Linked DNA regions of Homo sapiens: region 2 is linked to region 1. A link is a loop called in an ENCODE intact Hi-C map of the cell type or tissue named here. Cell type or tissue: heart right ventricle. All regions are shown on one strand. Links, peaks and the distances in the headings refer to the core of each region. The heading gives the core; the rest is flanking DNA. Region 1 overlaps LOC107986064 (a long non-coding RNA gene). Region 2 has its middle 110 kb from the start of MIR563.

Evidence for each region. Hi-C counts contacts between places; a loop is a spot of excess contacts. Peaks named below come from ENCODE experiments on the same cell type or tissue, not always from the same donor. Only the 100,000 strongest peaks of a DNase experiment are listed, where the experiment ranks them.
Region 2: it touches region 1 in a loop (3-fold over the local background); 2 of 110 quality-filtered maps call a loop at or near these places.

What each region holds. Positions count from the first base shown.
Region 1 is chr3:15,901,743-15,907,122 of GRCh38, reverse strand. All of the region lies in intron 2 of LOC107986064 (a long non-coding RNA gene), which reads right to left. Among named protein-coding and RNA genes, the nearest start is that of MIR563, 31 kb to the right of the region's middle. In heart right ventricle, for the core only: no CTCF peak of the experiment used is centred there; DNase peaks (open chromatin) are centred at 3,132 and 3,752; H3K27ac peaks cover 2,049 bases.
Region 2 is chr3:15,980,172-15,985,551 of GRCh38, reverse strand. No RefSeq gene overlaps it. Among named protein-coding and RNA genes, the nearest start is that of MIR563, 110 kb to the right of the region's middle. In heart right ventricle, for the core only: no CTCF peak of the experiment used is centred there; no DNase peak of the experiment used is centred there; H3K4me3 peaks cover 701 bases; H3K27ac peaks cover 1,339 bases.

The DNA.
Region 1 (5,380 bases), core at 71-5,070:
ATTTTCAAAGGTAAAATCATAGGTAACAATAATGATAGCTGATATTTATTGAGCACCATGTGCCAGACACTTTGGGTTTGTTTTTCAGAATAATCTTGTCATTCAGGAATATTATTTCCTAATTTTTCCAATGGAGAAAATAATATTTTAAGAAATTTTCTTAAACCAGTTTTTTAAAACATCTTCTCAAATATTTAGTCAAACACCAAGTCAATTGAATTCTCTTTTGGAAAAGCTTTAGATGTGAATTTGGTGGGACATTAAATCATTAGAGATTCTCCCTGAGAGAGCTAGATCAGGTGGTCAATAAATCTTCACCAATTTAAAGATATCAAGTTTGACCACAGCTGACTGATTCTTGGTGAAACTGAAATGCAAGGTGCAGATAGATATACCAGATAGATTTACCAATCTGATTCATTATATTTCCTGTTATTTGGGTTTCCACCATATGCCTATATTTTTTTCCAGGGGGCCATGATGCCACTGGCACCACAGGCATGCTGGTACAACATCTGCTTCACCACTGCCTCTCTCAGTCTGTAACTTCTGGTCCTCCATCACTCAGGCATGGCTCACACTCAGCTTCCTACTGGAGCAATGCAAGTCTTGAAAACTGGCTTACACATCCAGAAAGTTGACGTGCAAGCAAACCAGGACCCTCCTGTTGGCCAGTCTTCCATTTTCCTTACAGCAAGGAAGACTCATTAGAAAAAGAACTTTAGGTCAGAAAACCCAGAGCCAAGGAAAGAAATTAGGCAAGTTACACTGGATCAGGAATTGTGGCCCCGCAAAGGGAATTACAGTGGGCTGGAGAGAAGGGTGTGCCTAGTACCGCTGGAATGGAAGGAAAGAACCAAGATCCTGTGCTGTACTCTCTGCGTGCCCCCTGTCCTCTTCCGTGCCCTCGCTACATGTCTCTGCCCTTTTCTGTGTTCAGGGGGCTGACCTCAGTAGACTGCATCACCCAGGCTTGCTAATCAGTTTGGCTTCTGATTGGACACAGGAATGAGAGGTCCTGGCAGGCAAATGGAAGGTAGGAAGAGAGAGAATTCGGGGTATTTCTTCCCTCTCTCTCCCTCTTTGCACCACATCTCTGGCCTTGTCTGTGTCCTTCCTGGGGTTACTTGAGCCCAGGAAGTCAAGCTACAGTTCCTCCATGGCTCTAGCTCACAAAAGCTCTAGTGACACTCTCCCTTCCCTTTGCACTTTCCAAGCTGCTGATCTTTGGATGCCTCAAATCCCGCTTGTTCCTTTAACTTGGATTATATTTCTATATAAGCAGTTCCTTCATTAAGGAGTTTTCATTTGTACCATCTGGGGTGAACTTGGTTTCATGCTGCGATTGTAGGCACCCAAATGATGCACGTGTACTTGAAGAGGCTGGGCAAGGGTGTGTCAGAAGACCTAGTACAAGGAAAACTGGGGTGGGATTATTTGGGAGCTGGCTCTGCACCAAAATATAAGTGCCAGATATTTTCCAATTGTGGTGCTGGCTGAGCCCAACAGATGATTTTAGGAGGTCTTATGTATCATCCACCTATTTTAGTAGCCTCTTCCTCCCGTATAAGAATAACAAAACCCTCCTTTTATATGAGAATGAAAAGTCCAAGCCTCTTAATGTCCTTGCTGTGGCCAGTGAGGGCACCATTATTCTGGAACAGGACTGGAAAAATTCTCACAAGTGTTTTTGCTTTTGCTATGGCCCCAAACATTGCTGCCTGCCCTTTCTAGTGTAGTAGTTAGAAGTATCAGTGCTAGAACTAGAGTGCCTTGGTTCAGACCATGGCTCCATGCCTGGCTAGCCCTGTGACTTTGAATAAGTAGGTAATTCCTCTAGGCCTCAGTGTTCTCATCTATAAAATGGGGATAATAATGAAATTGGGGCAAGAAGTAAATGTCCTGTTACATATAAAGCTCTTAGCACAGTGTATGATGCCAGCAAATACTTTAAAGATGTTATCTCCACTACTTACATAGCCACATGACCCTGGGCAATTTACTTAACTTTCTATGCCTCCATTTCCTTCTCTGTAAACTGGAATAATAACACTGACGTCCTGGGTTGCATGAAAATCAAAAGGAAGAAAATGTCAATGAAAGTATTCTAGAAACAATAAAGCATCTTATCAATGCAATGTCTTTTTAAAAAATATACAATCATAATTGTCTTAATTTAAAAACTAGCCAGGGCCCCAAAGCAATGTTTCAATAAGCCTTAGCACCAATATCCATAACAAGATAGAGGAGAAAATTTAATAATAAGGTCATGAGAAGGTCTTAAAGAACAGACCATTTAAAAAAAAAAAAGGTCAAGAGAACTACTGAGAAAGGGTATTGGTTTCATTCTGAGGCTAAGTAGTTGCTGGAATGTTATTTCCACCACAATATATTATCCAAATTAACTGATCATTAAGCCAAGTATGAACGACGACTATAAAATACAATGGATCAGATGCACTGAAATAGGTATAGTCACCCCAGAAGAACTCTTTCCAGAGGTCCCCACTCCTACTTTCCAAGCATCCAGAGGGGGCCACTCCACCCTTCAGAGCAGCATACCTCCCTGCCCACAACTGCCCACACCTGCCTTCATTCATGAGTGCAGACAGTCACAGTCCAGGGCCTATTGCAATGACTTTGTTTGGAAGACTAGTCTCTCAAACTAGACTACTTTTGTCTTCTTGCCCTTCATTCTCTCCCTTTTCCTTCCTAATAAAAGCATTGATGTCATGGTCAGGGTTTTAACCTCTTACTACTCCAAGTACGATTTGTGGACCAGCAGTATCAGTATCACCTGGGAGCCTGTCAGAAATGTACAATCTTGGGCCCCACCCTAGACCTGTTGCATCAGAATCTGCATTTTAACATGATCCACGGCTGATTCATATGTTCATTAAAGTTTGAGAAGCACTGTTTTCTTCTTTCTGAAACTCATACTTATCTTGCAAGGTTATTGTGAGGATTAAATGTATTCAAAGTGCCTGGCAAATAGTAGGTGCCAAATACGTTATCATCTTCCTTCAGCCAGCACCTGGCACTGCCCATGCCTCTGCCTGAGCCCTTCGTCCTGGCCTAGGCTCTGAATGCTGACCTTAACTTGCTTTCTCAGACTTGGCCAGTGCCCCAGATTCTGACCTCAGCTTTTCCCTTAGAGTCCCTGGCAGGCTGGCTGTGCCCTGTTGCTATACTTTCCACTACTCTCCACTGACCTACGGCTTCCCCAAGCCCCACCTTTTTTGGCCTGTCCCTTCTTGTGGATACCTAAGACCCCACAGCAGCACTTATTTTAGTCATGTTGCCATTGCTCAAAATGGCCTTGGAACTGCTCCTTGGAATTTGTCTTCACAGCCTCACACAGTGCCCAGCCCAGCATAGGCACTCAACTAAATATTCCTTAGTGGAATGAATGAAGAACAAGGATTTGCTTCATAGTGGGCCATGCTGTTAGGGTTTAGTATCTCCCTTTGGGGATTCTCTTTGCTTTTCCTTATTTTCACTTTTCTTTGGCATCCAAAAAGTGTGATACAGAAGTCTGAGATTTAATGTTTACCTAGGAAAAAAGAGCCAAGGAGAATGCCTGACCTGTTTAGATTCTAGGCCTGAAGCCTCTATGCCAGGGAGCCTTGTGTTCCCACAGGGTCCAGCCCTGCTCACTATGATTCCACACTGAGGCTTGAGAACATATTGCCAGGAAGTAATAAAATGTTCTGGTCCTGGCCTGTTCCTCTATGCTTAGGTCACTGTAGGCCGTTGATGTCCTGCCAAAATCTCCTCACTAGCCAATACACACTGTGCTACGACTAAAAGCTTCTACCTGTGACCTTCTTTGGACAACTGCTCTTGAATGAGCTGTCTTACGTAGAAAAGCTTGGTATGCAGCCAATGACTGATGGATATAGGGGCACAAAAGCCTGGTCCCCCTGCCTCAAGGTGGGACAACTCCATAGTACAATTTGCATTTGCACTCCAGCGTCCCCATGGATCAAGTCAAGGCTAGAATTTACCTGGGAACACATCCCTGCTAGGCTCCTTCCCCTGTCTCGCCTGCTTCTCTCACTCCCTTAGAGCTTCTTTCCAGAGCATCCCTCAATACATTTGGTGTGCCTGAAATTTGTCTCAGGCTCTATTTCTAATCTGAGACAGTGCTCTTGGGATATATGAATGAGCGGCAGGACAAAATTCCTATTTTCAGGATCCCAAGCACCATGTCAACACCAGCTCAACATGACTTACACAGGGGTCTCCTCTCCACTTTCATCAGCCTACAGGGCACCAGAGCCAAGTCCAAAGGTGAGGGATGAGGATTAGAGCTACACTGTCTAAAATGGTACCCACCAGCCTAAGCAACATAATGAGACCCTGTCTCTTCAAAAAAAGGTTTAAAAATTAGACAGGCGCCAGGTGCGGTGGCTCACACCTATAATCCCAGCACATTGGGAGGCCAAGGCAGGTGGATCACTTGAGGTCAGGAGTTCATGACCAGCCTGGCCAACATGGCAAAACCCCATCTCTACTAAAAATACAAAAATTAGCTAGACATAGTAGTGTACACCTGAATCCCCAACTACTCGGGAGGCTGAGGCAGGAGAATGGTTTCAACCCAGGAGGTGGAGGTTGCAGTGAGCTGACATCATGCCACTGCACTCCAGCCTGGGCAACAGCGAGACACCATCCCCCCCCCAAAAAAATTAGCTACACATGGTGGCAAGCACCTGTGCACCTGTAGTCCTAGCTACTTAGGAGGCTAAGGCTGGAGGGTCACTTGAGCCCAGGAAGTCCAGGTTACAATGATCTATGATTGCACCACTGTACTCCAGCCTGAGCTACAGAGCCCTGTCTCTCTTAAATAAATAAATAAAATTGTACCCACTAGTGACAGGTGGCTGCTTAGCACCTGAAATGTGGCTAGTGCAAATGATTTCATTTAATTATAATTTTTTAAAACTGATAAGTTATTGGAAAACTTTTTTTTTTTTTTTTGAGACTCGCTTTTTTTTTAGTCTCGCTGTCGCCCAGGCTGGAGTGCAGTGACACGATCTTGGCTCACTGCAACCTCAGCCTCCTGGGTTCAAGTGATTCTCCTGCCTCAGCCCCCCGAGTAGCTGGGATTACAGGTGTGCGCCACCATGGCTGGCTAATTTTTGTAGTTTTTACTAGAGATGGGGTTTCACCATGTTGGTCAGGCTGGTCTCGAACTCCTGACCTCAGGTGATCTGCCTGCCTCAGCCTCCCAAAGTGCTGGGATTACAGGCATGAGCCACCGTGTCTGGCTTGGAAAACTTTTAAACATGTTTGGAACTATGTGGGTGTGTAATCTATTTTTCAATTGTAAATTTTATAAGACCTAATACAGATCAAATATTTCTGGTGAAAATTT
Region 2 (5,380 bases), core at 233-5,232, 78 kb before region 1:
AGACACAAAAATCCTTAACAAAATACTAGCAAACTAAATACAGCAGCACATCAAAAAGTTAACTTACCATGATCAAGTGGGCTTTATTCCTGGGATGCCAGGTTGGTTCAACATATGCAAATCAATGTGATTAACCACATAAACAGATTTAAAAACACAAAACATACTATTGTATTAATAGATTCTGAAAAAGCATTTGATAAAATCCAATATCCCTTCATGTTAAAAAACCCTCAACAACCTAGACATCAAAGGAACATACCTCAAAATAATAAGAACTATCTATGACAACCTCACAGCCAACATTATACTGAATGGGCAAAAGCTGGAAGCATTCCCTTTAAGAACTGGAACAAGACAAGAATGCCCACTCTCACAACTTCTATTAAACATATTATAGTACTAGAAGTCCTAGCCAGAGCAATCAGGCAAGAGAAAGAAATAAAAGGCATCCAAATAGAAAAATAGAAAGTCATTTCTCTTCACTGACAGTATGATTTGATACCTAGAAAACCCCATAGTCTGCCAAAAAGCTCCTAGACCTGATAAATGACTTCAGCAAAGTCTCAGGATACAAAATCAATGTGCAAAAATCAGTAGCATTTCTATACATTAATAACACTCAAGCTGAGAACCAAAGCAAGAATGCAATTCCATTTACAATAGCCACACACAAAAATAAAATAAAATAAAATATCTAGGAATACATCTAACTAAGGAGGTGAAAGATCTCTATGAGGAGGACTACAAAACACTGCTAAAAGAAATTATAGATTACACAAATGGAAACAAATGGAAAAGCATCCTATGGTCATGGGTTGGAAGAATCAGTATTATTAAAATGCCAATATTGCCCAAAGCAATCTGCAAGATTTAATGCTGTTCCTGTCAAACTACCAATGTCATTTTTCACAGAATTAGAAAAAAACTATTCTAAAATTCATATAGAGTCCAAAGCAATCCTAAGCAAAAAAAAAAAAAAAAAAAAACCAAAGCCAGAAGCACCACATTACCCAACTTCAAATGATATACAAGGCCACAGTAAGCAAAACAGCATGGTACTGCTACAAAAATAGACACATAGACCAATGGAAGAGAATAGAGACCCCTGAAATAAAGCTGCACACTTACAACAAACTCGTATTCAACAAAGTCAACAAAACTAAGCAATGAGGAAGGACACCCTATTCAATAAATGGTGCTGGGAAAACCGGCTAACCATACGCAGAAGAATGAAACTGGACCATTTACCATATACAAAAATTAATTCAAAATAGATTAAAGACTTAAATGTAAAACCTCAAACTACAAAAATTCTAGGAGAAAATCTAGGAAATATTCTTCCAGACATTGGCTTAGGCAAAAAAAATTATGATGACCTTAAAAGCAAATGAAACAAAAACAAAAATTGACAAGTGAGACCTGATTAAACTAAAGAGCTTCCACACAGCAAAAGAAACTATCAGCAGAGTAAACAGACACCAACAGAATGGGAGAAAATATTTGTAAACTATGCATCTAACGAAGGACTAATACCCAGAATATATAAGGAATTTAAACAAACCAACAAGAAAAAAAAACATCAAAAAGTAGGCAAAAGACATGAACCAACACTTCTCAAAAGAGGACATACAAGTGGCCAACAAATGTTAAAAAATGCTCAACATAAGTCATCATCAGAGAGACTGCAAATCAAAATGACAATGAGATACCATCTCACACCAGTCAGAATGGCTAGTATTAAAAAGGAAAAAAACAACAGATAATGGCAAACAATTTTTCACCACTTTTTAAAAGTAATAGTTTGTTTTCTCCTCCCTTCCCCCACCACCCTCACCTCAACCCTTGACCCTTACTTCCAGTTTTCTGGGGGTATTGGGTTGTCCTGTTCTCTTCTCAGAGGCTGGTGGGAGGACCTGTAGTTGAACATTCAGAACTCATTAGGGCCTGGACCAAGCAGAGCCCCAAGGAAAGGGGAAGCAGGGAAACTCATTCTCATCTGAATCCTCATCTCACATCAAATTACTCCTCAAGCCTGAACTGTGTGGACACTTTTCCAGATGACCTGAGGGCACCAAAGCAGCCTTTCAGTTTCAACTTCATTCTTCCCTCCCTCCCAGCAAGTCCAGGGTTTTCCGCCTGACCAGACGTGTTTTGCAATGAGGTGCATGAGTGTTGCTTTCCTCTCTGGCAAACACAGCTTCTCCTTACACAGTTCAAGATGTTAGTAAGTGCTATTAATTGGGAGCTAATTTGCATACTTTATGGATTATTTGTGGTTTGTAGCTAAGGGGATCAGAGCTTGCACACACAACCCCACCCTACCCACTCCTGTAGGGGCCTGAATTACCCCAGTCTGCTCTTCCATGCTGAGGGAGGGCAAGGGAATAACAGATTTATCATGCTAGGGCCCAGGGCACCCTGGAAATGGAGCTGACACACTCCCCTGAAATCCTGCATGACACAAAGGAAGCCCTTCTGTAGCACATGACTGGGAGGCTGGCTGCATGACATAGGCGCTGTGTGATTTAGTCCGGAGATTTTTGCCAGCACCCCTGCCCTGAGTCACGCAACCACAACCATGCTGGCATTAGAATTCTGAAGAGGTTTTTCAGCTTTTTGTTTCGGCTTTTTTTTTTTTTCATTATTAATCTCGGCCCTTAAGTGCTTTGTGTTTATAATTAGTCATAAGCCTTGGGATGGCACCATTCGCATCATCGTGCAGGCGTCCGCCCCCTTGCTTGCCCAAGTGCTGTTAATTAGCCCTGCAAAGATAGGCAAGCCTGATTGGCAGCAGCTTTTGCAAAAGACTCCCAGCGCTCTAGGCAACAAAGAAAACCATCTTAGCATCTCAGCATTATGGCTGTCATCTGGATTCTTTGCTTTCTCAGTCTGCCGCTGGTGAGGATTTCATGGATGCATTTATTTATTTTGAAATGTGAGCACCAATGTTTTGGCAGAAATTCATAAACCTATGTGAAAGTAATGTCCTGTTTGAGATTTGTCACAACTCTTAGGAAGGGATAGAACAGGGGCAGGAGCATTCACTTTTACATTAAGAATGGGGCTTACAGTTTGGAAAACTGCTTGACAGTATCACTAAAGCTAAACATAGACACACGCTATGACCCAGCAATCTCACTCCTAATTCCCACAGAAATGTGGCATGTGTTTCCCTGACAAAAGTATTAAGATGTACCTAGCTGCACTATTTGTAATAGCCCCAAACTGGAAATTGCCCTAATACCCATCAATAATATAATGAATTTAAATTGTAGTAAATTCATGCAATGGAACACTATACAACAATAAGAATACAAACTACAATTACAACAATATGGATGAGCCTCATAAATGTAAAGTCGAACAAAAGAAGTTAGACACAAAAGAGGATATATTATGGCATTGTGTTTATATAAAGAAAAAAACTGGTTAAAAGTAATCTATGCTATTAGTTCAAATAGTGGTTAATTTGCAGGAGATGGGGTAGTAGTGACACAGAGGGTTTCCTGGGTACTGTTAATATTCTATTCCTTGATTTGAAGGTTGGTTATAACAGAGTGCTAATGTATTAAAATGTATTGGTTGTAAGCTTATTTTTGCACTTTTCTGCATGTATATTATGCTTCAGTAAATAGTTAAAGAAAAAAATGAACTAGGAAGTTTTCTTCAGTAGGAAGCTTTACGGTTGATTTTAATAATTTAGTAATTGCAGCAATAAGGTTATATGGGCCTGGGATGTGGTATCCTAGAGAGAAACCTGGGTCTGCATTGAGGGTGGGGCTCCCTTTTCCATGGGCTGTGGTTCTGAAAGCCTAGAGAGCCATCTTAGCAGCATCTCAGAGAAGAACTCATGTAAAAACCAGATAGATGATCTGAAGAACTGTAACTATGGAAGAGAAAGTCAGAAATCAGAGACAAAAGGGATGTGACTATGTGTAAAATTTACCAGATTCATCTCCAGGGCATTCTAGACATGGGGTCTAGGGCCTGAGAGCGTCTCAAAATCCTATACAATTTTCTGAGGCCTTGAAAAATGTATGATGACTCCAAAATGCAAAACAGAAAATTACATAATTAAAATCAATAAATGTTTACAAAACAAGGATTATATCAAGTAATTCAGCATTTCTTAAACATTAATAAGCATACGAAACACCTGGGGATCTTGTCCGACTACAGATTATGATTTAGTAGATCTGGGGTGAGGCCTGAGAGTCTACATTTCTAACAAGCTCCCAGGTAATGCCAATGCTTCTAGTCCCTTGACTTTGAATAGCAAAGAAATAGTTAATTGCAGCTCAACTGAACTCTTCCATAGTTATAAATATAATTTTTAAAAAAACAACAAGAAAATAAAATGAATGGCCAGGCTCAGTGGCTCACGCCTGTAATCCCAGCACTTTGGGAGGCCGAGACGGGTGGATCATTTGAAGTCAGGAGTTCGAGACTAGCCTGGCCAATGTGGCAAAACCCTGTCTCTACTAAAAATACAAAAATTAGCCGGGCATGGTGGCAGGCATCTGTAGTCCCAGCTACTCAGGAGGCTGAGACAGGAGAATGGCATGAACCCAGGAGGCAGAGGTTGCAGTGAGCCAAGATTGCACCACTGCACTCCAGCCTGGGTGACAGAGAGAGACTCCATCTCAAAATAAATAAAATAAAATGAACATTTTATTTTTATAAAATTCAAAATAAAAATTTTATGGTGATAAAAATATGCATAAAATTTACCATTTTACCCAATTTTGAGCATATAGTTCAGTGGCATTAAACACATTCACACTGTTGTGCAACCATCATCACTATTCATCTCCAGAACTTTTCCATCTCTTCAAAATGAAACTCTGTGCCCATTAAACAATAATTCCCTATTTCCTTCTCTCCCCAGCCCCTAGCAACAACCACTATTCCACTCTCTGTCTCTATGAATTTGACTCCTCTAGGTGCCTCATATAAGTAGAATCATGCAATATTTGTCCTTTTGTGCCTGGCTTATTTTACTTAACATAATATCTTCAAGGGTCACTCATGTTGTAGCATGTGTCCAAACTGGATTCCTTTTAAAGGCTGACCAATATTCCATTGTATGTATGTGCCTGCTATGGTCTGAATGCTTGCCTCCCTCACAAATCCCTAAATCCCTATGTTGAAATCCTCACCCCTAAGGTGATGGTATTAGAAGGTGGGGCCTTTGGGCAGTTATTGGATCGTAAGGGCCATGAATGGGATTAGGACCCTCATATTAATATAAGAGACACCAGAGAGATTGCTTACCCCTTCGACCATGTGAGGACACTGAGAAAAGATGGCTCTCTATAAAGAGGGATCTCACCAGTCACTGAATCTGCTGGTGCCTTGATATTGGACTTCCCAGCCT